2 separate regions of the Homo sapiens genome follow, and region 2 is linked to region 1. Evidence: read pairs that join two places in POLR2A ChIA-PET (ENCODE). Cell type or tissue: Caco-2. All regions are shown on one strand.

Region 1 (2,500 bases):
CAGCCTGGCTGTGGGGGTGAGGGCAAGGGCAACGTCAAGCCAAGACCCCGAGCCTCGCCTTGTAACAGGCTAAGTAGTTGGGGAGCACCGCTGGAGGACGTCCGAGCATGGGGCAGGCACTGAGCTGGGTGTGGATATTCTGTTGAACTGACAGAGGAAGGAGAGGACAGGGGCTGGATCCTAGAAGTCATGGGCCTCGCTCTAGTGGCAGCCTCTGGAACAGCTGCCCGAGAGGACAAGGACTCTCTAAGCCAGTGTGTGCTTGGCAAGGGACACTGGAGCTGCCCCGAGGGCTGTGCTGGCCTCCACTGCCCTGCGCCCCACCCACCACACTCACCTGTCCTCCATGAGGTGGCACATGTTGTAGATGGCGCTGTGGCCCAGGTGGGTGCCAAGGAGGTTCCGCATCAGCTGCGAGACACAATGCGTGTCAGGGGCTGGCAGGCATAAGCCCTGCCCCCAGCCCCAGTCCCGCTGCTGGCCCCGCCTGGCTGCTGCCCTATAGCCACCCAAGGTCCGGCCAGCTCGCCACCATCTCCTCCCAAAGACAGAGGCAGCAGGGTTCTCAAAATGCCACCAAAACCCTGACCTCAGCTCAACTGCCTGGGAAAATGACACTGGCCGTCCCTCAACAGGCCATTGTCTGGCCACCCCAAGAATCAGACAACCATTCATGGGAGACAGGATGGCCCTTGTCCCATCCATGTGCTCTCAGGAACCTTCCAGAGCAGTTTCAGAAACCCCACCTTCCAGCAAGGCTCGCAGAGCTCCTTGACGTTGATGGTGCGACAGAGGGTAACGATGAACAGCGGGAGGCTCTCAGCCGGCAGGCAGTTGTAGCAGACCACGGCGTCCAGCACCTGCAGGGAGACCTGGTGGAGAGGGAGACGGCTCACGCCCGTCCTACCCCAGCTCCTCCCCACAGGAGAGGACACCCAGGCTTCCTTCCCACCTCCTTCAGCCTGCGCTGCCACCTCTCCCCGCTGCCATGGCACCCTCTCTCCAAGCCACAGGGCAAGCGGGCATGTGGGAAGCACCTGACGTCCCTGTCACTGTGGGTCATTGATGCTGTCATCCACCCTGAGCTACATCTCCACATGGAGGCGCCCGGCTATCCTGACTTACATGGGGGACTCCTGAGGCTCAGAGAGACCGAGCAGCTTGCCCAGGGCTACACAGCCAGCAGGTGGCACACAGGGCTCAACCCCCAAGCCCCAGCCTCCCAGAAACCAGGGTGAAATGGGCCGGCCCTGGGGAGGGGAGGCACTGACCTCTATGTCCACAGAGGACGCGGTCCGGACGCACAGCAGACAGATCATCCTGCAGGGAGCACCGAGCTCAGTCCCGGCAGCACTGCCTGGATGGCCGAGCCACCACGGGCTGTGGTCTAGTCACTCTATGACGTCAATAACACGCATGGCTCATCCTCCCTGGGGGTCCCACCCACCCAACAAGCACTCAGGTGCCTGCTGTGCGCCAGCCACTGCTCTCGGTGCTGGGTGTTCAGCATGAGTGAGACAGAGCTCATGCAACATTCTAAACAAACAACAAAAAGATAACCAAGACATCAGATGAGAGCTAAACAGAAGATAGCTACGTACTTCTCTTTTTTTTTTTTTTTTTTTGAGATGGAGTTTTGCTCTTTCACCCAGGCTGGAGTGCAGTGGCACGATCTCCGCTCACTGCAACCTCTGCCTTCCGGTTTCAAGCAATTCTCCTGCCTCAGCCTCCTGAGTAGCTGGGATTACAGGCTCCCACCACCATGCCCGGCTAATTTTTGTATTTTTAGTAGAGACAGGGTTTCACCATGTTGGCCAGGCTGGTCTCGAACTCCTGACCTCGTGATCCGCCTGCCTCGGCCTCCCAAAGTGCTGAGATTACAGGCGTGAGCCATTGTGCCCAGCCCAACCTCTATTTTTTTGGTGGTTTCAACTTTATTCACTGCGGAGCTGAACTTAGGACCATTATCAGAACAGGATCTCAATTCTTTTCTTACTGAACCATCCTTGCGATGTACTCGTCGAGGTAACAGCTATTGAATTTGACCAAGTTCACCAGCACCAGAAGGAATTCCGAGGACAAGCCAACATCCATCCACTGCAGGACAAAGTCAGCTGGGGGAGAAGCGGCGGCAGTTTGCGAGGACGCCGAATCTACATCTCCCACTCACCTCCCCCTCCCGCCGCAGGACAGTGTGTCCAAACCCGTCACTGCCAGAAACCCCATCATCAGTCCCCCGGCAGCAACAGACAGACCACGCACTGGGCCCGAAGAGGCTCAGGGGAGCCCAGGGCAGGCCGGCTACGCACGGACACTAGGATCTACCGCCCCTGGGGCTGCACAGAGGGTCTGTGCCGAGGCGGCAGCAGAAGTGTGTATGCCGTACACTCAGGGCCCAACCCGAGGCTGGGAGACGCCGACATCACCAGACTCCTGGGCGTTCCCCACCCCCAGCAGAGAGTGGCTCGGAGGAGACGTGTGCACACTTGGCTGCCGGCCA
Region 2 (2,500 bases), 130 kb before region 1:
AGCCTGGGAGGTCGAGGCTGCAGTGAGCCAGGATGGTGCCACTGCATTCCAGCCTGGGTGACAGAGAGAGACCCCATCTCTACTTTTTATAAAAAAAGCAGCTGAGTGCGGTGGTTCAAAATGCTGCAATCCCAGTATTTTGGGAGGCTGACGCAGGAGCCCAGGAATTTGAGACCAGCCTGGGCAACATAGCAAGACGTGGTCTTTACAAAAACAAAGGCAAAAAAAAAAAAAAAAGCTGGGAATGGTCACACATGTCTGTAATCCCAGCTACTCTGGAGGCTGAGGCAGGAGGACTGCTTGAGGCCGGGAGTTTGAGGCTGCAGTAAGCCATGACTGCACCACTGTACTCCAGCCTGGGTGACAGAGTGAGACCCCGTCTTAGAAAAAGTAGGCCAGGTGCAGTGGCGCACGCCTGTACTCCCAGCACTTTGGGAGGAGTTCGTGTCCAGCTTGGCCAAAATGGTGAAACCCCGTCTCTACTAAAAATACAAAATTAGCTGGGTGTGGTGGCAGGTGCCTGTGATCCCAGCTACTCCGGAGGCTGAGGCAGGAGAATCGCTTGAACCCAGGAGGTGGAGGCTGTAGTGAGCCGAGATCGCACCATTGCACTCCAGCCTGGGCGACAAGGGTGAAACTCCGTCTCAAAAAGAAAAAAAAAGCGCTCAGCACTCAGTGAATGTCAGAGACATGGGGCAGGGCTGGACGGTCCTCAGCCCCCAAGCTGACTGCTGGGGTACCTGGAAATGGAGGCCTGGCTTGGGGGTGCTGGGGCCGGCCTCCTGCTGGAAGGCCCCGCCTGTCCACCTTGCCTTCCCGCCAGGCTCCTCCTCCAAGCCGGCATCGACATTAACCGCCAGACCAAGTCCGGCACGGCCCTGCACGAGGCTGCGCTCTGCGGAAAGACAGAGGTGGTGCGGCTGCTGCTGGATGTGAGTGTGGGGCCCAGGGGCGCTGGGCCCAGTGGACTGTAGGGGCTCCTGACAGAGCCTCATCTCTCACATGTGCAGAGCGGGATCAATGCCCACGTGAGGAACACCTACAGCCAGACAGCCCTGGACATCGTGCACCAGTTCACCACGTCCCAGGCCAGCAGGGAGATCAAGCAGCTGTTGCGAGGTGGGCCCAGGCAGGGCAGAGGGGCAGTGGCTGGGGCTGGGGCTGGGCCAGATCAGCCCGCAGGACTTCGGGGGCCCCCTCCTGTATCCCCAGAGGCCTCAGCGGCCCTGCAGGTCCGGGCGACCAAGGATTATTGCAACAATTACGACCTGACCAGCCTCAACGTGAAGGCAGGGGACATCATCACAGTAAGCATGGCCCCAGGGGCCATCTCAGCAGGGAGGGGGCGGCACCTGGGCGTGCGCACCCCAGAACACCCTCCCGCCGCAACTGGGGGGCACTGGGCAGGAGACTCTGCGAAAGGGGGCATCTCCCTGAGCGCCCCCCACCTTACTGGCCAGGTCCTCGAGCAGCATCCGGATGGCCGGTGGAAGGGCTGCATCCATGACAACCGGACGGGCAATGACCGGGTGGGCTACTTCCCGTCCTCCCTGGGCGAGGCCATTGTCAAGCGAGCAGGCAAGTTCCACCCCACCCTGGGGGGCAGGCAGGAGCCCCTGGGCTTGGGGGCTGGAAGCAGCGAGTGTGCTGAGGGTGTGGGGGCCCAGCAGGGCTGGGTTTCTGGGTGCCAGCGTGGGGTTGAGTGGGGAGCATCAGGGTGCCCCAGCGGCCGTCTCCTCGTCCGTTCCCACACCTATTCCTTTATGCGTTCTACCAAGCACTGTGTGCTGCCATGTCTGGTTCTGAACCGGCCACTAGAACAGATGGGGACCCAACTCCCAAGGAGCTCGTCCTGGGGCAGGAGAGGGCAGGGGACAGCGAAGTAAACATGAAAGGACATGTGACCCGGAGCACAGGGAGGGCCTGCTTGAGATGAGGCAGTCAGAGAAGGCCAGAGAATGCTCTGAGAGGCAGGTGGGTTCCAGGTGGCAGGAGCCGTGCGTTAAAAGCCGGCGGCGCCAGGCGTGGTGGCTCATGCCTGTCATCCCAACACTTTGGGAGGCCGAGGCTAGAGGATTGTTTGAGCCCAGGAGTTCGAGATCAGCCTGGGCAACATAGTGAGATTCCATGTCTACAAAAAATAAAATTAGCCAAGCATGGTGTTGTGCGCCTATGGCCCCAGCGACTTGGGAGGCTGAGGTGGGAGGATTGCTTGAGCCTGGGAAGTGGAGGCTACAGTGAGCGAAGATTGCACCAGCCTGAGTGACAGAGCAAGACCCTGTCTCAAAAAAAAATAATGATTAAAACAAAGGCACTCAAGTGTTTGCTCTTGGTGAAGAAAAAAGGAAAAAACCAAAGGCGCTGAGGCAGGCAAGAGCTGGGTACATCTGAGTAACAGGAGGCTGAGGAGAGGGACTAGGCCAGGGGCCCAGGCTGTGAAGCCCCATGTGGCAGCTGCAAGGGACCAGGGGCCCGTTTACTGCTGATGGAGGACCTGGAG

The links. ChIA-PET counts read pairs that join two places held together with the same protein. Peaks named below come from ENCODE experiments on the same cell type or tissue, not always from the same donor. Only the 100,000 strongest peaks of a DNase experiment are listed, where the experiment ranks them.
Region 2: POLR2A ChIA-PET joins it to region 1 with 5 read pairs; 2 of 35 experiments call an interaction of 5 or more read pairs at or near these places.

Annotation. Positions count from the first base shown.
Region 1 is chr16:2,055,016-2,057,515 of GRCh38, reverse strand. It overlaps TSC2 (TSC complex subunit 2), which reads right to left. Exons shown (of 42, transcript NM_000548.5): 6 at 1,997-2,114; 7 at 1,272-1,320; 8 at 747-872; 9 at 338-411. Among named protein-coding and RNA genes, the nearest start is that of TSC2, 8.3 kb to the right of the region's middle. In Caco-2, a CTCF peak has its summit at 255; a DNase peak (open chromatin) is centred at 1,190.
Region 2 is chr16:2,185,785-2,188,284 of GRCh38, reverse strand. It overlaps CASKIN1 (CASK interacting protein 1), which reads left to right. Exons shown (of 20, transcript NM_020764.4): 7 at 824-932; 8 at 1,011-1,119; 9 at 1,213-1,307; 10 at 1,461-1,578. Among named protein-coding and RNA genes, the nearest start is that of CASKIN1, 9.6 kb to the left of the region's middle. In Caco-2, no CTCF peak of the experiment used is centred here; no DNase peak of the experiment used is centred here.